Regions from separate parts of the Homo sapiens genome. Here all the other regions are linked to region 1. The links are chromatin loops, found by intact Hi-C in ENCODE. Cell type or tissue: PC-9. All regions are shown on one strand. Region 1 holds the start of ZNF503-AS1 (ZNF503 antisense RNA 1). Region 2 has its middle 10 kb from the start of COMTD1. Region 3 overlaps ZNF503-AS1 (ZNF503 antisense RNA 1).

Region 1 (8,000 bases):
GGAGAAATATCGCTGAATTCTTTTTCTCAGCAAGGAACATTCCTGAGAAAGAGAATGTGCCCCTGAGGGTGGGCCTCTAAAATGGCCCCCTTGGGTGTGCCAGTCTTCTATGGTTGAGACTGTAGGGATGAAATAAGCCCCAGTCTCCCATAGCGCTCCCAGGCTTATCAGGATGAGGAAATTCCTGCCTAATAAATTTTGGTCAGACCAGTTGCTCTCAAACCCTGTCTCTTGATAAGATGTTATCAATGACAATGGTGCCCAAAACTTCATTAGCAATTTTAATTTCAACCTGGTCCTGTGGTCCTGTGATCTTGCCCTGCCTCTATTTGCCTTGTGATATTCTATTACCTTGTGAAGCATGTGATCTCTGTGACCCACACCCTATTCACACACTCCCTCCCCTGTTGAAAATCACTAATAAAAACTTGCTGGTTTCACGGCTCGGCAGGCATCACCGAACCTACCGACATGTGATGTCTCCCCCAGATGCCCAGCTTTAAAATTTCTCTCTTTTGTACTCTGTCCCTTTATTTCTCAAACTGGCCAGCGCTTAGGGAAAATAGAAAAGAACCTACGTGAAATATTGGGGGTGAATTTTGCCCGATATCTGGCTGAATTTCCCCCGATAATTAGAGACAAAGGATGTTTTATAATGATAAAATTGTAAATACATTAGGAAATACCAATTATAAATATATATGCACTGAACAACAGAACCCCTAAATACGTAAAACAAAAACTCATGAAATTGAAAGGAGAAATAGATAATTCGACAGTAATACTCAGAAAGTTCAATAGCTCACTCAGTAAATGCAGAAAAAACACCTGACAAAATCCCATGCAAATTCATGATTTAAAAAACGTTATGGGGGACAACTGGATATCCATATGCAAAAAAATAAACTTAAACTCTTACCTCATACCATACACAGAAATTAACTTCAAATAGATCACATTCAAAAAGTTAAACAAGGCTGAGCATGGTGACTCACAACTGTAATCCCAGCACTTTGGGAGGCCGAGGCGGGTGGATCAACTGAGGTCAGGAGTTCGAGACCAGCCTGACCAACATGGTGAAACCTCATGTCTACTAAAAACACAAAATTAGTTGGGCATGGTGGCACATACCTGTAATCCCACCTACTTGGGAGCCTGAGACAGGAGAATCACTTGAACCCGGGAGGTGGAGGTTGCAGTGAGCCTAGATCACACCATTGCACTCCAGCCTGGGCAACAAGAGTGAAACCTTGTCTAAAAAAAAAAAAAAAAGTTAAACATACACCAAGCATGGTAGGTCATGCCTGCAATCCCAGCACTCTGGGAAGCCAAGGCAGGTGGATTGCTTGAGTCCAGGAGTTCAAGACCAGCCTGGGCAACAAGGTGAAACCCCATCTCTGTTTATTTAATAAAAAATAAAACATTTTTTAATTTATATTAAAAAATTTTAAGTTAAACCTAGTCAGCGCATGACCCAGCAATCCCACTCCTACATATATACCCAAAAGAACTGAAAACATGGCCACATAAAAACTTGTACATAAATGTTCATAACAGCATTATTCATCATAAGAGCCAAAAGTAGAAACAATCCAAATGTCTATCAGTATAGGAATGGATGAACAAAATATTGTGAATCTATACAATGGAATATTATTTGGCCATAAAAAGGAATGAAGTTCTCATACATACTACAACATGGATGAATCTTGAAAACATTATACTGAGTGAAAGAAGCCAGGCGTTAAAGGCCACATATTATATGACTCTATTCATGTGGAATGTCTAGAATAGGCAAATCCATAGAGACAGAAAGGAGAGTAGTGATTTCCAGGACTAAAGGGAGGGAAAAGTGGGGAGTGACTATGAATAGATATGGGGTTTCTTTTTGGTGATTAAAATGTTCTCGAATTAAATAGGGGTGATATTTGTACAGCTTTGTAAATATATTAGAAACACATAATTTTACCTTCTAAAGTGTAGGCTTTACAGTATGTGAATTATATCTTAGTAAAATTATTTTTAAAAAATGGATCCCAGACCTAAACGTAAAACCTGGTAGTCTGGGGCTGGGGTTGGGGCTGGAACTGAGTACTGACTGAAAATTGACTCAGGAGGATTCTTTGGGATGATGGAAATGTTCTAAAACTGGATTGTGATCATGGTTGCTCTTTATAAACTTACTAAAAAATCATTGGATTGTTCATTTATAATGGATGATTTTACGGTATGTAGGTTTCACCTAAATAAAGCTGTTTATAAAATGAATCCAGTGAAAACAGAAATCAAAACATCACATGGTAAACAGTTGGGGAGAAGCTGGGATGAGAATGTATCTTAAAAATGAAATAAAGGAGGATAGGAGGTACTGGGGTAATGAATGTTATGTTTCTTCACCTCTTTATGGGTTGTAGTTTGTGAAAATTCATTGAGCTGTACTTTTGTGATATATGCACTTTTATGTATGTATTTCATATCACAATAAAAAGTTTCTTAAATGACATGGGCCTAGGAAGGGCCATGAATGAGCCAATTAACGAGTTACAGAAGCTGTGAAGCTCAGCTGTGCAGCTGCTCTTGGGTCTCTGTGAGATTTTCTGCCTTCCTTATTGCCACCATTTTACAGTAATACCCATTTCTAGAGCTAGCCTGAGCAAGTTTCTGTTTCTTACTATAAAAGAGCCTCATTAATACATCCACAAATACAGCTACTGAAATGAATGAAATCCACAAATACACCTCCAGAAGGGCAGGGGATTTTGTATATTGCTAAATCCCCAGTGTCTAGAACAATATCTGTCACACAGTAAGGTCTTAATGTACATTTCTTGAATGAGTAAACGAATGAGCAGAGGAATAGCTGTAGAGGAAGGAAGGTGTAGAGCAAGAGACTTGTAAACACAGACATTTTTCAATGCAGCCTAGCTAGAGTCGGGGGTGGGGGTCAGAGGATGAATAATGCCTCCTGGGAATGTCAGGAAAATGTCACAGAGGAGGAGATCTGAGAGCTGAGTCTTGAAGGATGAGTAGGAGTTTGCCAGGGAAAGAATACAGGAGAGTAGGATAGACAGAAATAAACACAGATAAAATCACACTGTTCTGAAAGAGGCTGGCACTCTTGGGGATCCTAAGAAGGCTCATGTGGCAGAAGGGCAAGGTCACAGTTGAGGACAAGTGAGAGATAAGGCTGGAGAGAGAAACTGGGGGTAGATGGAGAGGCTCACCTATTCCCAGCCAAGACACTGCAACTGACTCCCGTAGGAATCACAGCCAGGAGAGAATTTTTAGCAGGGGTCAAAATGGCTTTTTAGGAAGCTCACTTTGGCTGAGGCAAGAAGAGTTTCTCCTCTGAGTTCATGGGCCATCTCCTCTGTTGGTACCTACACGTCCTCTCCTGTATGTCTCTCTCTTTCTCTGCATTCTCTTCTCTCTCTCTCCCTCCCCCTGCCCCATGTTTTCATATCTAGATATCTCTTTTCTGCCTGTGGATTTCTTTCCATTTTTCTCTCAAGACATCACTCCTTGAAAATGTCCCTCAACCCCTTCCAGCTTACTTGTGCCCAAACAGCTTCGATTCCATCTTCAGGACTCATTCATCTCCACCAGGCTGGAGTCCTTCATAAAGAAGTAACACAAGATTTCCTCTTGAACAACAAGCTCTTCCGGGCTTCACCAGTTACAGATGAGAAGCCTGGAGGAAGGGGGGGTGTCTGAGCCACCCTCTACTTGGCCCAGAAAGAGTGGGCCACCACCCTCCAAGACCTGCATGGATCCAATGAAGCAAAAACACCATGCTCTCCTCTCAGACATCCTGATGCCACTCACAACGTGAAAGGGGCCAATGGCTCAGAAGCCACTGCCCTTCCGGTCTCCTCCAGCAAATCCTAATACCCAGTTCTCATGCCGATGACCTTCCGCTCTGAAATGCTTCCTGGCATCCACCCATCCTCCCAGGGGCTGGACAACTAGGTCAGGGAGAAAACAGCCCCTCTACCATGCTGAGACAGGGACCCCTCTCCAGGACAATTCTCTTCCCTGAGACAAGAGGGTCAAACAGCTCTCCTAGACATGACCTCAGAGATGTGCAGCCAGGGCCCTGGCCCAATTTATTACCACGGGGCTATAATTAGGTTTGTTAACATACAGTCGAGTGTAGTCTTGTTGACTAGGAACTTAATCACGTTACTATTGAGTTCCTGTACGTATTGCTCGGGGTGACTGTTTTACTTGTAGAGTTATAGCCAAGCCCAACGGGAGGAAATTAGCTTTGGACACAAGTTTGGAGGGGGGTTCTTTTTCCTCCTGACTTTGTCTCTCTCTCTCCCCCCTTCCATGTGAAAATATTTAGCAAACAGTGACAATGATGAAAAACAGTAGGAAACAAAATGTTCTACATTAGTATAAAACATGAAAAATGCAGAAGGACCCTTAGCGGTACAACATGTGTTATGCTGGCTGGCAGTCCATTAGCTCTGATAGACATTTCACTTACCTAAGTCAAATATAACAGTCGAGTATTCATTAATATAAGAAGGGGCTGTGGAATCAGAGCTACCATCTGGCTGGGCCGACAGAATAATCTACAACTCATGATTAGGTCTAAGGAGTGGGGTTTCACTTTAATCTTTCTCATTGCTCGAAATTTCCATCTGCGCAGTTCGGCACATCATTTTTCTTCAAGACAAATGTGCTGTTTTTCATGTTCCAAAATTAGATCAGAAGAAAACGATTAATCATGTCACGGCCTGGGAAAGGAAACAAAGCTCCGATACTCTCCTGCTCTCGCTCCCAGCTCCCGCCCCTCCCTGGCCCTGGACGGTTGCAAGTTTCGCTTTTCCCCCCCTCAACCTCTGGGTCTGCGGCACAACTTTGGGAGAGGCCGCCGCCCGCCAGGAGGAGGAGGGCGGGACTGCAGGGAGAGGTGTGAGGGCGCCCCGGGGCCCATGAGGGGGCGCGCCCCTGCCTCCTCCTGCCACCCCTCCCGGGGGTCGCCCAGGCGGGCCCGCCCCGCGCCGTGCCGCCTGCCCCCCGAGTCGGAGTCGCGGGCCCGGCGTGACAGGAAGGGCCCGGAGCCCGCCTCCCGCGCGTCCCCTCCCGGCCGCCGCAGCCCTGTCTGTCAGGCGGCTCGCAAGTCATAACAAATCCCTGGCGCGGGGCTGAAGCTGAGCATTTGCCGGAGCGTCATGGGGATGATGAATGACCCGTAGGCCTTTGAAGTGCTCTGCCAGTTCAGCTGGGTCCGCGGTGCTGACAGAGAAATATACACAACAGCGTAACCAATAATGAGAACATTAAACATTCCTGCGCCGTGACAGGCTGACAGAAAAACCCGGGCCCGCATCAATCATCGCGCAGATAGAACCCTGACAGGCGGCCCCTCGCTGACACCCCCTCCGCGCGCCCTCCCGGGCCTCCCCCTCTTCCTCTCCGGGGTCTCCCTTCTTTCTCTCCGGGCTCCCCGCCGCCCCTCCTCTCCTTCCCCACCCCTCCTCTCTCTTCCTTCCCCGCTCCGCTCAGTGTCCTCCCCCTCCGCCCTGTCCCCTGCCCCTGCCCTTGGGCGACTGCCTTCAGGGCCTCTCAGAGGTCAAGTGAGGTCTGGGCCACGTCCGTTCTGTGAGGCTGCCCGTGCCTGAACAGTGAAGAGATGCCACCCCAGAGTGAGAAGACTGCAGTCTTTGAAATTCAGCGTTAATAATTTGTGACTTTTCACCCATGCAAAAAAATAATAATAATACAATCATTTACATGAAACCTCATGTGGAACTAGGATCGAAAGCCCAACGCCAGGCCCTTAGGGAAAGGGAGCTCCAGGGGAACCCCGTCCGCCCTCTTCTTTGGGCGAGGGTCTTTTGGAGTATCTTCCTGTGTGACTTTGGCAAGGGATCCTTTTCTTTGTGCCAGCCCTGGCCTCAGCCCCTTTCTTTCAGCTGGATTTATCTGACTGAGATCTGATGTCTGGTCTGTCTGAAAGGGAAAAAACAGAGGAGAAACACAAAGATCTCCTCCTTTTCCTCCACCAGGAAATGAGATCTGCCCAGATAAGGCATGTGGGATGGACTCTCACCCACTTCCCAAAGGAGACGCTGGTAACCTCTTAGCTCCTCCCCGGAGCCTCCAAATCCTCTCTGGACTTGGTTTGGGCTGTGTTTTTTAGGATTGAGCCTCTACTGCGTCCTTGTGAAGGTGGGGCATTCCCCCACTCCTGTCACATACAGACCACCCCTGCCAGGCCCACTCCCCACTGTCCCTGAGGGCTCAGAGAAGAGCCCTGGGCTGGCAGTAAAAGCCAGGGTTCTAGTCGCAGCCATGAGAATTTGGGCAAGTCCAGGACTTTCCTGGACCACAGCATGACAACAGAAGTCTCCACCTTAGGATGCTTACAGATCTCTTTACATTCTCCAAATGCAAAGGGTTATTTTTCCCTCCTTTTATTCTTGGAGATTTTTTTTTTCCATTCTTGGCTTTTGAGGAGAGAAGAAACTCCTTGACTTTCCAAAACATCATGAAAAACTCCCCATAACCTACACACACACACATGCGCACACACACATACACACACGCACACACACAGATGGTGAGTGGACGGGGGGGGCACTCTGGTAATCCCAGGACAGAGGGTGTTATGAGAAGTCAAACAGAAGCCTCAGGAAGACCAGTGCTTATGCTCTGAGGAAAAGCTCCCTAATGGACAGGACTCTTCAAATCCATTTGCATATTTGTTCAGCAGGGCCAGCTCAGGTGTGAAGAAAAGAGCATCTGCTGAGGCAACGTCTCCTCCTCATGGCACAGGGTCATGTCCCTTCCTTCCTGCCTACCTGGAAAGGCCAGCTGCACTCCCACTGGCTCCAGGCAACTTGTTCCACCTGTCCTGGCCCACAATGACCTTGCCCTCCTCTGATGTCCTATGACCCCTGGCCCAGATGAGCCTCTCACCTGCTCAGCTAGACTTGAAGCTACTTGAGGGCAGGATGGTGCCATGCTTTGCTGTTCTCTGGGTCACCTGGGACGAGCAAGATATCTTGTTCTGAAATGCCTGCCCCACACACAGCCCCCTTCTCCAACGAACTGCCCCTACAGGCCAGCTAAAGGGGAAGAAGACCTCGGAAGCCGTGTTTATACTACAAATCCCTAACCCTTGCCACAACTGATGGGTCCAGTATTTAACACCTATCCCTGCAACCCATCGGATTCTCTCTTCCTTGAACATCTGAACTCAGCCACAGGTGGTGTGGAGCTCTCGAAAGTCACATAGGGCTCGGGGCTGGGGCAGCCATTTTGAGCCATGTACATACATGCTGAGGAAGAAAAAAATACCAAAGCCAATGTTCACAAGGAAACAGAAGAACGAGGAGGTAGGCAAAAAGAAGCAGACACGAGATCCCAGGGAGACCACAAGAAGACAGCTTAGCTTCTGTTTCTCCTCCTAAACTGCTGGACTTGCCTGTTCCCTGAGGTCTAGGTATCCTGTTTCTTGCCCTTAGGTGCCTGTGGAATCACTGGCCACTGGGAAAAACATATGACCCAGGCCTGGCCAATCATTCTATCCCATCTTCCTGCTAGTAATGATTGGCCCGGGAATAGGCATGTGAACCATGTCGGACCAATCAGGGTCCTTCTCTGGGATTTTTGTATATTGATTCCAAAAGAGATATGCTCTTCAATCCTTTTGAATTGAGTATAGTAAGGCTAGGACCCCAGAGCTTCTAGCAGCATGGCAGCTTCTATCTGGAAGAAGCCAATGTATCGCAGGAGCAAATGACGACAAATCCCATGCCTTTTTCCAGTCCATAGAGTTAGTCAAGCCTGAAGCCCACTCCATGCTTGGCCTTCCCAACAAGTGAGTCAATGCATTCTCTTTCTTGCTTACTCTAAGTTTAGTTTGTTTTCTGTCTCTTGCAATGAAAGAGAGCCCTCAGACTTGTGTTCAGGGAACATGTCAATTTAGGAGGATTCACCTAAAATAAATACATGATTCTACCCTCTTTTTATGTATATGTACA
Region 2 (8,000 bases), 50 kb after region 1:
TACAATTCAGTGTGATAAGGACAGTTGATTCCATTTGGAATGCTTTGGGCTGCAAATAGCAGAAGAGTCAACCAAGACTTGCTTGAGCAATATAGATATTTAATTATTTCATATAGGAAGTAAGGGTCTTCAAGCTTGGTGCAATGATTCAGAAATGCCAGCGAAAACCCAGCTTCTTTTTATGTTTCTGCTTCACTATTCTTAGCTTGTTGTTTGCATGCCATGCTCTTTCCTCATGGTTGAAAGCTAGCTGCTGCAGCCAGCCCAAGGTATCACATCCAAGAAAAGGAGAGGAAGGCTGGGCGCAGTGGGTCACGCCTGTAATCCTAGCACTTTGGGAGGCCAAGGTGGGCAGATCGCTTGAGGTCAGGAGTTCGAGACCAGCCTGGCCAACATGGTGAAACCCCGTCTCTACTAAAAATACAAAAATCAGCTGGGCATGGTGTTGCAGGCCTGTAGTTCCAGCTACTCAGGAGGCTGAGGTGGGAGGATTGCTTGAACCTGGGAGGTGGAGGTTGCAGTGAGCCAAGATTGCATCACTGCACTCCAGCCTGGGAGACAGCTGTGTCTCAAAAAGAAAAAGAGAGACAGAAGAGGGAAATTAATAATAATAATAAACACCCCTTCAGGTGAAGAACTCATTGCAGGTGATCCAAGAACCCCACACTGAGAAATTCTGCCCTGTGGTGTGATCACCTGATTGGATGCTCATTCTCATCTCAGATGCTTTTGCATTGTGAAAACTCCTTCGAGGAAAAAGTGATGCCCCAGTGGCAGAATTCCATGTGCCTGTGGGGCTAGGCGGGGGAGGGAGAAGGCTTCCTGGCACCTCAGGTCACGTCACAGAACTTCAGAGCTGGAAGGGACCCTGAAAGATCCTCCTGCCAACCAATCACACAGATGGGGAAACTGAGGCCCAGGGCAGACCAGTGATTTCCTCACAGTCATGTAGTGGAGCCAGGGCCAGGGCCAAGGAGTCCTGGCTCTGAGCCCTGTTGGTGCTCTGGGGCGGTGCTCAGAAGGGAGGCTTGGGCCAGGAAATATGGGGTCTTAGGTGGACTCCCAGAAGCAGACTCTGAGACCGAACTCCATTCAAATGATCTGCTGTGGAGGTTTGGAGGAGAAGGGGAGTGAGAGAAGTAGGGTAGGGAAGGGGGTGAAGGCGAAGCTGGAATGTGGTCTCAGCTGGAGTCCCACAGTAGCCTTATTCCCCGGGGATTCTGGAGCATAGAGAGCGTCACACAGTTACTCCCGCTCTTGTACCACCATGGAAGTCAGCCACAGTGTGCCCAGGTTTTGGCAGGCAGAGCGTGGCCTTCCACGTGGCGGTGGCTCTCGTTTGGCTAAGGACACATCTCCAGTGAAGGGGCAGCTGTGGGGCATTAGCAGTGACACCCCCTTCCCCCCAGCAGCTGGGGGACAGGTAACTGCAGACTAGAAGGAAAATACACAGGTCTCTTCCCCAGAGCCACGAGTCATCCCTGGTATTGTCAGCACAGAACAGTGTCCAGGGGCATAGGCAGTCCCGCCTGCCACCTCAGTTTCCCTGTTCATGAAATGGGCGTGCAGGACCAAGGGCAGCCAGGCTCCCTTCAAGCTCTGCCTTTCTGAACTCCTGGGATTCTGCTTCCACCTCTCCCCAAAGTTCCACTCAGGCCTCCCCCTGCCCCAGACTCCCCACTTCCCCAAGCAGGGGAAGAACCACTGAGACCGAAGTTGGGTCCCCACTCTGTCAGGCCTGAACCCCACGAATAGGCAGACGCAACAGTTTCTCGGGGTGTGTACCTCCCTTGCCTGCCAGTGGGCCTACGGAGTCAGTATTTCTCAAAATGTAAGTACAGAGACCACACCAGGCTGTCGGTAAATTCATTATCCCATTACGTGGGCCTGAATTATTCAGTGCTCTTGAGGCTGCTTCAGTAACCTGCCCAAGCACAGTCAATGCTGGTGTGAGCAGACTGGATGGAGTCAGGCCAGGCCCGGGGCAGGATGGGTGCCAGTGTGACGGATCTGGGCCCAGAGAGGCTGCCAGGGCTGGAAGGCACAGGAGGCTTTGGCTGGCAGGGCCTGGGCCCCAGGTGTTCCTGGGGCAGGGGAGGGGGTTGTGCACCAAAGCCCAGTCCTTCTCACCCCCAGGAAATCAGCAGGGTGTGCCTTTGGGGCCCCACTGGCTCCTAAAAGCCCAGGGACAGAAGATCTAGGCTCCACTTCTTCCTGGCTGCGTGACCTCCAGCAGGTCATGCACCCCTCTGAGCCTTAGTTTCTTCATCCGTGAAATGCAGCAATGATGCTAAAGTTTCCATCTCCATTCTCCCCTGTAAGAGTAGAGCTGATTTTTTCATTGAGCTCATAATCACTGGAATAAAGACCTTTTCTTGGCTGAGGTGTTGCTGTGTGACTAAATGCCAGTCAAAGGGAGGCAAGCAGGAGCTCCCTGTGAAACATTCAGCAAGGATCCTTAAAGGAAGGGGTGAGTCCTGTGCTGTCCCTTGCCTTTTCCCTGAAAACTGGAGTGAGGTGTAAGGCCAGAGCTCAAACAGCTATCTTACTCAATGAGGAGAAGTCACATGATGAGGATGGCATGTCCTCCAGGATAGTTCAGTGGTTAGGAACTGTGGGCCCTGAAACCAGAGGACCTGGCTTCAAATCCCTGCTCTACCACTTATAAGCTGTGCAACTTGGGGCAAGTGGCTTAGCCTCTCTATGCTTCAGCTTTCTCCTCTGTAAGACAGGGATAAAAGTGGTACCTCCCCCCTTACAGGGCTGACTTGAGGAGTAAGTGGGTTAATATGAAGCCTCGTCCCATGGGGAATAAGGCTTCATAAGAAGTGGCTGGTACACAGGAAGTGTAATATATGTGTCGGCTGTTATGATACCATTTTATTTCATTTATTTTATTTTTATTTTTATTTTTTTCTTGCTACAGAGTCTCACTCTGTCACCCAGGCTGGGTTGCAGTAGCTTGATCTCGACTCACTGCAACCTGTGCCTTCTGGGTTCAAGTGATTCTCCTGCCTCAGCCTCCTGGGTAGCTGGGACTGCAGGTGTGCACCACCACCACACCTAGCTAATTTTTGTATTTTTAGTAGAGACGGTGTTTCACCATGTTGGCCAGGATGGTCTTGAACTCCTGACCTCAGGTGATTCACCCGCCTCGGCCTCCCAATGTACTTGGATTACAGGTGTGAGCCACCATGCCCAGCCAACGATCCAATATTAAACATCTGCAGGGCTTCGCTGTATAGCTCAGAGATATGAGCCCCCCTGCCCCCCATGTCTCCCAGAGCCTCTTGTCAGTCTGGACTTTTTCCTCGGGTGAGTGTACCCCTGGGGCAGCAATGCCAGGGAGCTTTATTAAGCCAGGACACAAACAGCTTTGCCTGGAGAGAAAGCCCCTAGCCTGAGCCACTGGGGGCAGGAAGCAGAGACTGGGCCTCTGGGTTGGAGTCCACAGGAGGGATCCAGATGAAGTTCTTGGGAAGAGAGAAAGAGAAATAAGGTCTCCTGACTGGCCATAGACCCCAGACAGGAGTCTCCCCTCTCTGGGCCTCTGGGAACTGGATTAAATCAGAGGTCACAGCTCATATGCCAGCAGCATAAAGACCAATATAGAAAATGAGTGAAGTTGTTTGGGTGTGAGGCAGCAGGGAGTGGTGGGGGCTGGGGCAGGGGTCCTTAACCCATCTGAGGTGGGGGGTGGGGGGTGGGGCACCAGGCAGCCCCAGCAGACCTGCTCCGCAGCTAAGTGGGCCCCATGTAGGCAAATCTTTCACTGTTTCAAAAGGAATAGAAATTAAATCTGAATTCTTTGTGAAATCTGACTGTTTAGTGTTGGCTCCATTGAAACAAATAAAACCCTGAGCAAGGCAAATAAAAATCTGTCCCCAGGCCAGCTCAGGGGCTGCCAAATGCAAACAAGAGCTGAGAGGTCCCCCGAGCAGGGCAGGCTGCACCCTGCAGTCCACGGCTGCATTTCCCTGCATTTCTGCAGGGAGGGCATAGGCTGAGCGTGGGGGTGGCATGGAGGAAAGGGGCAAGTGGCTGGGAGTGTGTCCCTCCTGGGAGGCAGGTGCTCAGGGAGGCGAGCCTGACCACTCAGCACCTCCCTGCTGGGCTCAGGATGGCAGTGGGGGTTGGGCAGAGGCAGGGAGTCTGCCCTGCAATCTTCAGCCACACCCTGGCTCCCTGAACTTCAAGTTCTTCCTCTGAGAAACAGACGGAGTCTTTGGCTTCCCAGAGCTGATGGGAGGCAAGATGGGAAACCCTGAACTCTTAGGAATTGAGCAAGAATGGATCTGCAGAGGCCCTGGGGCCAGCCAGACCTGAAGGCAGCTCCTGCGTGAGGCAGCACCCCCGCCCCCCTGCCCTGAGGAGATCCTGCCCAGTGGTGTAGGTGGGGTTAGAGTGTTACTGTGGCTTTGGGGTCACTGTGGAGCATGTGGGACCTGTTAGATTGGATTGTTCATCCTGACCTTTCACTCATCCACCTGTAATAGGATTACACAGGTGGCCTTGCAGGGCCACCCCACAGAGCGGGTAGAACACACTCACTTACCCTGATACTACAGGCTTGGCCAAGTGAGTGGCTTTGGCCAATGGAACTTCAGCAGACTTGGCACGGGCAGGGGCTTTCAACGCACCTGTGTGGTGCACCTCTCGTGCTTGTGCTGCCCACCAGGCAAGAGCATCCCCAGGTCTCTGCTGCTTCCCAAATGATCTGGACCCACAACTTGAAGCAAAACCATGCCAGCTGACTCCTGAACCAGGAGAGAGAAAGTAAATGATTATTTTGGAAGCCACTGAGGTCCAGGGCTGTTACAGCACTGTTGCAACAGAAACCTGTTTCTCAGGCCCAGGAGAACACAGGCTTCCTCAAGCCCGCTTCAGCTTGCTGCCCGGAAGCGCCCACTCCACCTGGTCATCCACTGTCCCAGAAGTCCCTGTGACCCTGGCCCTGGGGCAAATAGAGAGACTCCTACTGGAGTGGGACCCCCAAGCTTGGATCCTACAAAACTGGAGCCAGCCCCTACACCCTGCCCGTGGGACTTTGGATAAGTCACTTCTCCGCCAGGGCCTCACCTGCAGAATGTGGGGATCTCATCTCACCCACAGGGAGATCCAGAGGGGCCATGAGACCCCACGGGCCTGCCATAGGGTGAGGGTGGGCTGCCCAGGGCTGGCAATTGGGTTTCTCAGGGAGGGGAGGGACTGGCTTGCCATAAATCTGTCTGCAAGGGGACTGGGCAAACTCACTCCTGAGGAAATGGAGGCCTCACTCATGCAGGGCACGATTCCAAAGTTCATTGTGGAATCTGCCACTCTAGCCTGAAGAAAAAGCAAACAGGGTTATCCAGCACCAACTCTAAACCATCCCTGTGGGCATGAGCCACACTGCCTGGGGACTGGAATAAGTTAGGACAGCTCTGAGCCTTAACTAAAAGGATATGTATACAGTTAATCATTCCTTAAACACAAAGGGCTCCATTTTCTCCTAGAACAGAGTGTGGAGGTAGATGCTGCTGATGTTGGTTCAAGGGCTTGACAATGTCTTTGAGAACCAATAAACCGTATTTCCTCTTGCCATCCTCACTGGTGTTTTTTGTTTGTTTGTTGTTAATCCTTAACTTTGTTGCCTCATGGCCACAAAATGGCTGCTATGGCTGCAAGCATTTCATCTTTATACAACTCCATTCAAGGTAAGAAGAGACTAAGCAGGAAAAGAGGATTTCTTATTATCAGAAAGAAAAATGTCCTGAGAAGCCCCCCTTTATCTGTGGCCAGGAACGAACCACACAGTCACCCCTAGCAACTATGTGGGTAAGAAAGTAGTATCCTGGGAAAAGGACTAGGATGGTTATGGCAGCCTGAGACTGATCATAGTTCCCCCACAGAGTTGCACATGTTGCTGCTTAAACAATATCAGGCCCATGTTGGCAAGGCAGGAGGAGGAATGGCTCCGAGCTGAACAGTAACAGTGTGGGCTGGAGGTCCAGGACTCCAGTGAGTTCTATCAATGGGAGTGGACCGGGCAGGGCTTTTAATTATAAGCCACAGAAGCCACTCAGTGGTAAAGGACAGATTCTACTTTGTTGCAAACAACAGAATTCACTTTGTTACAAACAGCAAGTTCACTTTGTTACAAACAGCAGACTCTGGGAAGACCAGAGAAGCAGGCTTGGATGATCCACTACCAGGAACAATACAGCCGGGGAGCCCCACCCAATCTCACCACAGGACTGTCCTAACTACAACACAGCTACCGCCACAGCCTGCCTCTTGGTAGAGGCTCCACCACAGCCACCCCAGTGGAAACAGGCACCTGCACCGCGTCATACCTGCTTGCCGGGAGATCACTCTCCTCCACGCCCAGCTAGCTCACCTTGCCCACGTTTACTTGCTTCCAAGTCTTGTGCATCTGATCGGTGGAAGCTAGGTCATGTGCCTGCAGGGGAGTCTGCAAAGTGTGTTTATCTTCTTTTGGGGGAAGGAGGGACTCACAATGTAGTCCCGTGTCTCAATGTGGAGAGATAAGTGCTGCAAGGGGGCCGAGCATGGTGGCTCATGCCGGTAATTCCAGCACTTTGGGAGGTCAAGGCAGGAGGATCACTTGAGGTCAGGAGTTCAAGGCCAGCCTGGCCAACATGGTGAAACCCCATCTCTACTAAAAATACAAAAATTAGCCGGGCGTGGTAGCAGGCACCTGTAATCCCAGCTACTCGGAAGGCTGAGGCAAGAGAATTCGCCTGAACCCAGAAGGCAGAGGTTGCAGTGAGCAGAGATGGTACCTTTGCACTCCACCCTGGGCAACAGAGGGAGACTCCATCTGGGAAAAAAACAAACAAACAAACAAACAAACAAACAAAAACAGAGCTGTAAGACTTTCTTTGTTAATTTTCAAAGAGCCCCATGAAGTCTCCACCACTGGAAGGTGCCTGAGAATCAGCTGAGGTGTCCGGCAGAAGCAACGATACCCAAGAGTGGCCGTGATATGCAGCCCTGGCCACCTCCAGGTAAGAAAGGAAAAAAACAGCACAACCAGAAAACACACACATGTAAGCCATCCACTGGGGACTCCTATTAACACCTACGTGCCAGGACAGAATTGAACCAGAGAAGCTGCATCACATGTACATTGCTGGTACATGGTGGATGCCTCCCAGAAGGACTAAATTTCCAAAGGATTCAGGAGCCCTGGACTTGGGCCCATGGTGAGATGACAAGCCTTTATGTGAAGCTGAGACAGAGACAGTTTCACATATTGGCTCTGCCACCTATGTTCCTTGATGGCTGGGATCTTGGTGTGCACATCTGGAAGATGGAGACCATGCTAGCTCCCTTAGAGAGTTGCTGAGAGGAACAGTCCCACCACCCAGTGCATTATGCAGGAGCAAGGACCATGTATTTAAATGTCTAATACCAGCACTTCTCAAGGATGGGGGACGGGATGGAGGTGGTGCATTTTCACCCTTCCAATCATCCCAAGCAGTTAGAGGCTGGGGCAGGCAGTATTTTGACCCCATAATCTCTGCCACCAATGTCACTCCCTTGTTTGTGTTGTTTGGTTATTTTGTTTTGTTTGAGACATTGTCTCACTCTGTCGCCCAGGGAGGAGTGCAGTGGCACCATTTCGGCTCACTGCAACCTCTGCCTCCTGGGTCCAAGCAATTCTGATGCCTCAGCATCCCGAGTAACTGGGATTACAGGCGTGCACCACCACGATTGGCTAATTTTTGTATTTTTAGTAGAGACAGGTTTCGCCATGTTGCCCAGGCTGGTCTCGAACTTCTGAGCACAAGTGATCCATGTGCTTTAGCCTCCCAACGTGCTGGGATTACAGGCATGAGCCACTGCACCTGGCCTGTTTTTTGTTTTTTGAGACAGGGTCTCGCTCTGTCACCCAGGCTTGAGTGTAGTGGTGTAGCCACAGCTCACTGCAGCCTCGACCTCCCAGGCTCAAACAATCCTCCCACTTCACTTCCCAGGCTCAAGCAATCCTCCCA
Region 3 (8,000 bases), 63 kb before region 1:
CGATTCCCAGCTGAAGCTGAGCAGTGGTTCCCCCACCCTCGCACAGGGCCTGACTCTAATGTCTTCTGATGGGACAAATTGGTGAGCACAACTATTAGCTGAGTGACATCAAAAGGCATTAATCTCTGGTTCCTGAGCAAGACCAGCACCACATTAGTGCCTCATACCCAGTCATTATTAAGACTTTAGCCCAAGGGTGTAATAAATGTTTTATGGCATGCAAACCAAGGTAATGGAATGCAAATCCCATAATATAGCCATACATTTATTTTCTAATGGAGCAAATGATGATGTATTTTATCTGAGAAGAGCTGCCTGATAGGGTCTGCTTGGGAAATTCGAAGTTAGAGACCCAAAGGGTGAGTGGGTGGCCCTGCTCTGGTGTGGGCTGGGGGTGAGCAAGGGTGGCAGTCACGGTGGGACTTCCCAGAAATGGTCAAGCCTTCATACACACAAACCTTTTGGACAAGCCCATCACCCTTGCTCTAGGTCCCCCAAGTACCGCCCCCCTTTTGGGGCATATACGGAACATTCTGAGGCTTAATTAAAACCCCTTTGCAGAGTGCCCCCCTCCCAGGATCCCCCACCCCTAACCAGAGCTGCATACCAATAAGCTACTCAGACAATATGAATTGGCTTTCCCAAAATATGGCCGCATTAAGGTGCAAAATGTTAATGGATGGAAGGGCGCAGGGCTATTTCTCCAGTGAAGTTAGGGCTTTGCATTGGTGCTGTTTTTATTAAGAAGCCAACACTGTTCAGTTGCAGCCCTGGGGCTGGTAGGGAAGCTGGGCTAACTAGCTGCAGCCACTGCAGCCTTGGGAAGGGCTTTGGTTGACCCAATGCCCCAGGTTTTTCTGGCTGCTGCCTCCCCAAAAACAGCTTTCTGATTATTCCAGTTGTCCAAAAAGTGTATGGGCTCCCTTTTAAAGTCAGAGGGGCTCTTCCTTCCCAGGAACCCCTTTAGTGACCTCTCTTTTGTCCTTCCCACGCCCAGGCACACAGCACCCACCTGGGCAGCTATCAGGCTCATGGGCCTTATACTGATGTCCAGAGACCTACTCTGTACCTAGATTTATGGGGGCATCAAGAAATCTAAGACCTGTCCCTACCTTCAAGGTCCTGATGATGTAACTAGGGAAAAAGACACACATCTGAAAAGAAATTAACAATGTAAATGATTTAATGGTCACCTGAGTGGTGTATTTGAGGAGTACAGGTTTCCTTGTAGGATTTTTTTTTTAAGGCATCCATTGAGAAAAAAGAAATGAACACTATCAGAGAAGAATCCTGATGGAGATACTGTTTTGGGCTAGAGGTATTGAAGACCCCTTAAGATAAAAAATGCATGACTTGGCTCTTCCCTCAGAGAGCTCATACTAGGTGTTCAATTCACATTGGTTTCTGAATGGCTTGAAAACAATGATATCCATTCTCAGAGGGCTGAGACTGGATCTAGAATTGGCACTTCAATGCTTGGCAGTACTTTTGATCTTCTAATATGCCCTCTTGTTTTCCAGAACAATATTGACAACGATAATTCATTGAAAATTTACATCAGACCCTGTGCTAAGCCTGCATTATTTTACTGAATTTTAAAACAACACTAAGAGGAAAGTACCTTTATGATTCTATTGAGAGATGACAGAAGAAACTAAGTCTCAGAGTGAGTCTTACCCAACTTAGTAAGAGCTGGGATTATAACTGGACCTCCCTGCCTGCAAAGCCCATCCTATATTGTCTGCCTCTCCAAATCACAGTAACAGGGGTCAGAGGAGTAAAACATTGTATTCAAGGACACAGAGCCTCTGGCTTCAGGCCCTGCTGTCTCCTGCACCACAGTGAGCAGCTCTTGGTTTTTTGTGTGTATTATCCCAGGAGAGGTCTCCCCACACCCAAGGGCCTGTCTCTCTCTCTACCTTCAACTAGTCTGAGGCCAGGAAGAATATCTTCTCACTCTAAGGTATGTCAAATCATGGTTGAACACAACTAAGATCTTAATAACAGTAAATTCATTGACCCAAATGGATTCTGAGCCTAATTTGAAGATTCTCCATGGATTTGATTTCTCTGTGCTTGGATGCTGTAGGTTGATTGCCCTTGAAGAATAGTTAGGCTGGGATGAGTTACTTGTTGGGTTCTTCTCCGGTTTGACCTGGTAAAGCTTCAGAACAGGCCTCTATAGAACATTACCTTCCAAAGTCTAGAGAATGGGCCAAGCCCACCTGTGGGGGAAGAAAGACAGTAGCAATCAACTCTGAATTCTTCAGGCTGGGTTCAGGGACAGATAGGGGTGGACTTCCAGCAGCCTAAGCAGGGCCAGGAATAGGGAGAGGAGAGAGGCACCTGGGGTACAAAATGTAAGGAGGCACCCACTCTCAGAGTCGCACAAGTGCAAACCTGAAAAACAAGGGCCCCCAGGCCGGTCACGGTGGCTCACGCCTGTAATCCCAGCACTTTGGGAGGCCGAGATGGGTGGATCACGAGGTCAAGAGATCGAGACCATCCTGGCTAACACGGCGAAACCCCATCTCTACTAAAAAAAATACAAAAAAACATTAGCCAGGCGTGGTGGCGGGCGCCTGTAGTCCCAGCTACTAGGGAGGCTGAGGGAGGAGAGTGGCGTGAATCCAGGAGGCAGAGCTTGCAGTGAGCGGAGATCGAGCCACTGCACTCCAGCCTGGGTGACAGAGCGAGATTCTGTCTCAAAAAAAAAAAAAAAAAAAAAAAAGAAACCTTTGGCAGCCATCCAACATCCTTAACCATCTTTTCCTTTCCATTTCTCAGCTCTGCGTTCCTTGATATTCTGCTTGGGCACAGACTAGCTGAAGGGAGACAGAGAGTCTCTTGGGCCTGGGTAATAAACACACCTAAAAACCAAGAGCTTCTCATTGCAGGGCAGGAGACAATAGGGGCCTGAAGTCAGAGGCTGTCCCTCGGGAGCAAATGAAGTGATTGGCTTCACTCTCAGGTTCCTGAAGCCTCTCCCAGGTGAAGACAAGAGGGTTACTAGCAGCTCCAGGCTTACTTCTGGCCAGTCCCAGGGGAAAAAGAGAGCTCCTCCTTCCCAGGAGCTGCAGCAATAGCTTTCACTGGCCCAGCCCAAGTCTAATGCCCATGGCTGAAATGATCACTGTGGCTGGGGACTAACCTGCCCTGAATGGTTAGCTCTACTCATGGGCTGACTCCTGGGGACCCCAGACATTCAACCACATTTGGAACCACATAGATTTAGTGAAGATGTGGGTTCTCCAAAGGAGAATCTGGTTGCTCTTGTAGGAGGGATGGGTGCTGAACAGGCAAACTCAAGAGCAGTCAACTCAACAGCCGGAGATGCTTCTAAAACTCTGGCTTCTCTGGAGGCCCACAGGACTCTTGCCCAAATCTGCGTTATTTGTGGGCCTCCTCTGTAGGCTTTCCTAAGGCATGAAATGCTTAAAATGCTTCTTGCTCATCTTTAGCCACCTAACCCTCTTCCCTAAGGCTCTGGCCAATGACTTGTGCATTACAGTCACTCAGGAAGAATTTGCTGATGTTATGAAAGAATGAATGAGGAACTGTGCTGGGGCTGGGCCCAAAACTTTTATTAACTGCAGGGTTAAAAGCTATCGAGGGTCAGGGGCACCACAAAGGGGCAGAGGGAGTGAGTCAATTAACACCTGCCTTTTTATTTCCAAATCGAATTGTTGCATGAGGTTTGGGGATGATGTAACCACTCTGCAGTGTTGGGGCAGGATTTATGAGCTAGGGTATGTGGAGCAATGGTCTGAGCAGGCAGCTGGTGAGAGGCACTTACCCTGACTGCCCTCACTTGGAATCCTCCCGAAAATAATAGCTGTATGATATGAAGGCATCTTGGCAGAAGGACCGCTGCACCCAGGGTGGACCGGAGCTGAATCACTTTTTCCTGGGTTGGTATGGAAGGGTGTCCAGCTCAGGCATGGCTTCGTGTTGGGAGGGGAAAGGAGTGGGAATGTGGCAGGGTGGAGAATGAAGGGGCAGGCAGGATAGCATGTTAGCGCAGCCTTAGGGCCCGGGAATGGGGACATGCGCCATTGGAGTCATCCTAGGTTGAGTAGGGACTGGCATTAGCTAACACAGGGAGTCCATTTGTTAAAATCCATTCATTGTCTCCTACCTGAGAGGAGCAGGATTAACCTCTGCTGGAAGTTTCTGGGAATGTGGTTGGCACTGTACGAACTCGCTCACCACTCCATGGCCTGCTGTAGGGCTCGGGAGGGAGGAAGGAAGGCAGGCCTCCCCTCCTGCCTTTCCCACCAGTGCTTGGGTCCAAACAATGAATTTTCGACTGGGTCATTAAATGCTGATTAAAGTACTGGAGAAAAGAACAAAAGAAAAAACCAACATCAAGTGTTGTATGTACATACACGCTCTCACCCCAGGCCCCCCTTTCCCTTTCTCAAGCTGCCTCAAAGTTCGTTCCAACCCTCCATTGGAAATGCTATAAAAGGCCAGGTTAATTAAGTCCTATATATTACCAGCACAAACACTTCCAACTTTATTCCGGTGGCTCGGTGAGTGAGGAGGAGGCCGGGCAAGGTCCAGGCAGCTCAGGGTAATAAAACAGAAGACTCAATTACCTTGTACATTTGCAGTTTTATAAAATCATTTAAAGTTCTGCCAATGAAAAGCACAGTGGAGAGGCACTGGAATTCTGACATCCAGCAAAAGCTTAGGGAACCAGGATTCCCTTAGAGTTGTCACAGATAGCAAAGTCATCCTGGCCATCTCCCTCTTCCCTGGGCAGGAAAGTTCTCTCCATAGAGTGGCCCACGGCAAAATATGGAGGAAGGAAAAAAGGAAAGGGACTCTCCAATGGTGCACTGAGCACCCACTGGGTCTGGAGGGCTGTGCTAGTGCCTTACATAACTCACTGGGGTAGGTATTATCCCCATTTCCAGATGAGGAGACTCAGGCTGCAGAATGAGTCTTTGGTGTCTAACCAAGAGAGACCCAACACCCAGAGCCTGTGCGCCTCGCCTGTTATATTCCAATTCCTGCCCCTCCCTTTAAGCTACCAGGCCTGCTAGCTGCATATCATGGCCCAATATTAGAGGACAGTCTCTGGAGCCCATGGGCCTGGATTCAAATCCCAATTCTACCACATCTTAGCTGTGTGCTCTTGGGCAAATTACTTAACATCTCTGGGCCTTAGAGAAATTACTTTCCTCATTTGCGCCATTCAATCTGCTAACAATGCCATCAGAAAGGTACTAATATCATTTTCACAATGCTGCATAAAATGCTTGGAGTCCAGAATATGATATATATTGGTTATTATTGTGATTAGTTATTTTCTTTCTTTTTGAGACAGAGTCTCGCTCTGTTGCCCAGGCTGGAATGCAGTGATGCCATCGTGGCTCTCTGTAGCCCCAACCTCCTGGGCTCAAGCAATCCTCCCACTTCAACCTCCCGAGTAGCTGGGACAACAGGCATGCACCACCATGCCCAGCTAATTTTTTTTTTTTTTGTAAAGATGGAGCCTCACTATGTTTCCTAAACTAATCTTGAACTCCTAGGCTCAAGCAGTCCTCAAAGCTCTGCCCCCCAAAGTGTTGGAATTACAGGTGTAAGCTACTGTGCCCGGCCCTATTGTGATTATGATGCTAGCTATACCTCTACTTGTCTTGACCCACTCATTCTGCTTTCCAGTATAATAGCCAGTGAACCAGCTATACAAACCATGCTCCTGTGCTTAAAAAAAAAAGGGGTTAGAGGAGTTCTCCCAACTTCTTTCTCTATACCACAGTGACCTAATTCACACACAGATTCTCCCATTTCCAAGTCTTACGGAAGGGCAGGAATCTATTTCCAATTGAGGAACCCTGTTTTTTCTTGTGGGATGAACAAAAACAAGAGCTATATATAAATAAAAAAACAACTTGTTTTCTTCTTCAATAAATAGAAACTGTTCGACACGCCTACACCTTGAGAAATGGGAGTAAAAACCTTCCATTCAACAGCAGCCTCCCGGGGGAGGAGTTATTCTCTGGGCTATAGCCACAGTGACCCAGAGCAATGTTTCCCAGGAGGCTGGAGAGAATTAAGCCCAAAGTTCTCTCATCTTGATAAAATCTGTCAGGGCCTCAATGGGAGAACCTGGGTGGGGCTGGGGCTGAAAGGCAATGCAGCTATGGACCACCAGGGGCATGAGGGGATAGCAGCTGGCACACGGTAGACTCTGACACTTGTGCTGACTGAATGAATGATGTTCTTACACCCTGAGCACCTCCCAGACCCTCTCACGTGGAGAGCTTCCTCTGAGCTAGGCAGATGAGCTACGTGATGTTTTCTTAAAAGATTCACTGTAGGCTGGGGGCGGTGGCTCACGCCTGTAATCCCAGCACTTTGGGAGGCTGAGGCAGGCGGATCACGAGGTCAGGAGATCGAGACCATCCTGGCTAACATGGTGAAACCACATCTCTACTAAAAATACAAAAAATTAGCCAGGCTGGTGGCAGGTGCGTGTAGTCCCAGCTACTTGGGAGGCTGAGGCAGGAGAATGGCGTGAACCTGAAAGGCAGAGCTTGCAGTAAGCTGAGATTGCGCCACTGCACTCCAGCCTGGGCGACAGAGTGAGACTCCATCTCAAAAAAATAAATACATAAAATTTTAAAAAAGGTTCACTATAGTATCTCCAGTGCCACCCCCTTTTCTAGAATCTTGACATCCCCACTCCTTGAAATTGGGCAGAACTTGCAAATGAAACGTAGCAGATGTGATGCTGCACTACTGGCAAAGCTAAATCCTAAGAGGTAATGTGGCTTTCACTTGTCACTCTCTCCTGGGAACCTGGCTGCCATACTGTGAGGAAGCTCAAGCTATCTGGAGAGGCCACACACAAGATATTCTGGCCCAGAGTCCCATCTAAGGTCTCAGCTGACAGCCAGCCCCATCCACCAGACACATGAGTGAACAAGCCTTCTGATGATGCCAGCCCACAAAAGTTGAGTCACCTTCAGCCTTCGAATCTTCCAGCTGAGGCCCATATGCTGTGGAGCAGAGACAAAGCTTCCCTGCTGTACCCCATCTGAATTCCAGACCCATAGAACCTATAAACATAATAAATGGTTGTTTTACACCACTAAATTTGGGGTAATTTCTAACCCAGCAATACATAACCAGGATAGCCAAATGTACCTTTCAATGCCAGGTTCAGTTCTGGGGACAGCTGTGTAAGAAGATCATTGACCAACTGAAGAAATTCCCAAGCACTGTTATCAGGGGAGAGGGGCCTGGAACTCTGACCTAGATGTTGATGGCTAGATGGGAGTGGAGGGTGGGGAGGACTCAGTCATGACCCTCCTATTCCTGAGAGATGAGTAGCCTTGTTCTGGGGCAGCAGGGAGGTATCGTGGGAAGAGAACAGGCTTCAGACAGGGATCCTAGTGTCTCTCTTGCAGGACACTTGCGCAGATTAAATAAGTGGCAAGCTTGATGCAAGGACTCTGAATAAATAATATCATGAAAGGTCTTTCGATTACCCATTCCAATCTGCAAATAAATAGGAGGTTTTTATTTTAAAAAGAAAAAAAGGTGCTGTAGGTTGTCGCCTCTGATTTAAGGAGGGGAAGGAAGATTAAAACCTAACTCTCCTTGTCTCAAGGTTTTAACGTGTAGAAAATAGGCATAAGGAGGAGGATGTGGATTGAAGCTTTGGCTTCACGAATAGCAGCAGATGGCTGGGCACCGTGGCTCATGCCTGTAATCCCAGCACTTTGGGGGGCCAAGGCGGGCAAATCATTTGAGGTCAGGAGTTTGAGACCAACCTGACCAACATGGCGGAACCCTGTCTCTACTAAAAATACAAAAAAAAAAGTTAGCTGGGCGTGGTGGCACATGCCTGTAGTCCCAGCTGCTTGGGAGGCTGAGGCAGGCTTGAACCTGGGAGGCAGAGGTTGCAGTGAGCCGAGATCGTGCCCCTGCACTCCAGCCTGGGCGATAGAGTGAGACTCCATCTCAAAAAAACAAAACAAAAC

The links. A loop is a pair of places that touch in the nucleus more often than their neighbours do. Peaks named below come from ENCODE experiments on the same cell type or tissue, not always from the same donor. Only the 100,000 strongest peaks of a DNase experiment are listed, where the experiment ranks them.
Region 2: a loop joins it to region 1, with 7 times the contacts of the local background. A loop is called at or near these places in 7 of 110 quality-filtered maps.
Region 3: it touches region 1 in a loop (2.7-fold over the local background); 4 of 110 quality-filtered maps call a loop at or near these places.

The regions. Positions count from the first base shown.
Region 1 is chr10:75,292,206-75,300,205 of GRCh38, reverse strand. ZNF503-AS1 (ZNF503 antisense RNA 1) reads right to left here and starts at 3,823. Exons shown (of 4, transcript NR_038226.1): 1 at 3,555-3,823; 2 at 1,132-1,254. It also overlaps a transcript of ZNF503 not described here. RefSeq lists silencers at 4,943-4,992, 5,013-5,122. In PC-9, a CTCF peak has its summit at 4,491; DNase peaks (open chromatin) are centred at 4,795, 5,215, 5,585, 6,025 and 1 weaker place; H3K4me3 peaks cover 4,223 bases; H3K27ac peaks cover 5,854 bases.
Region 2 is chr10:75,241,992-75,249,991 of GRCh38, reverse strand. No RefSeq gene overlaps it. Among named protein-coding and RNA genes, the nearest start is that of COMTD1, 10 kb to the right of the region's middle. In PC-9, no CTCF peak of the experiment used is centred here; DNase peaks (open chromatin) are centred at 4,451, 5,331 and 6,181; H3K4me3 peaks cover 554 bases; H3K27ac peaks cover 5,632 bases.
Region 3 is chr10:75,354,846-75,362,845 of GRCh38, reverse strand. It overlaps ZNF503-AS1 (ZNF503 antisense RNA 1), which reads right to left. Exons shown (of 4, transcript NR_038226.1): 3 at 4,139-4,336; 4 at 1,168-2,225. It also overlaps a transcript of ZNF503 not described here. Among named protein-coding and RNA genes, the nearest start is that of ZNF503-AS2, 43 kb to the left of the region's middle. In PC-9, no CTCF peak of the experiment used is centred here; a DNase peak (open chromatin) is centred at 3,625; H3K4me3 peaks cover 2,036 bases; H3K27ac peaks cover 3,558 bases.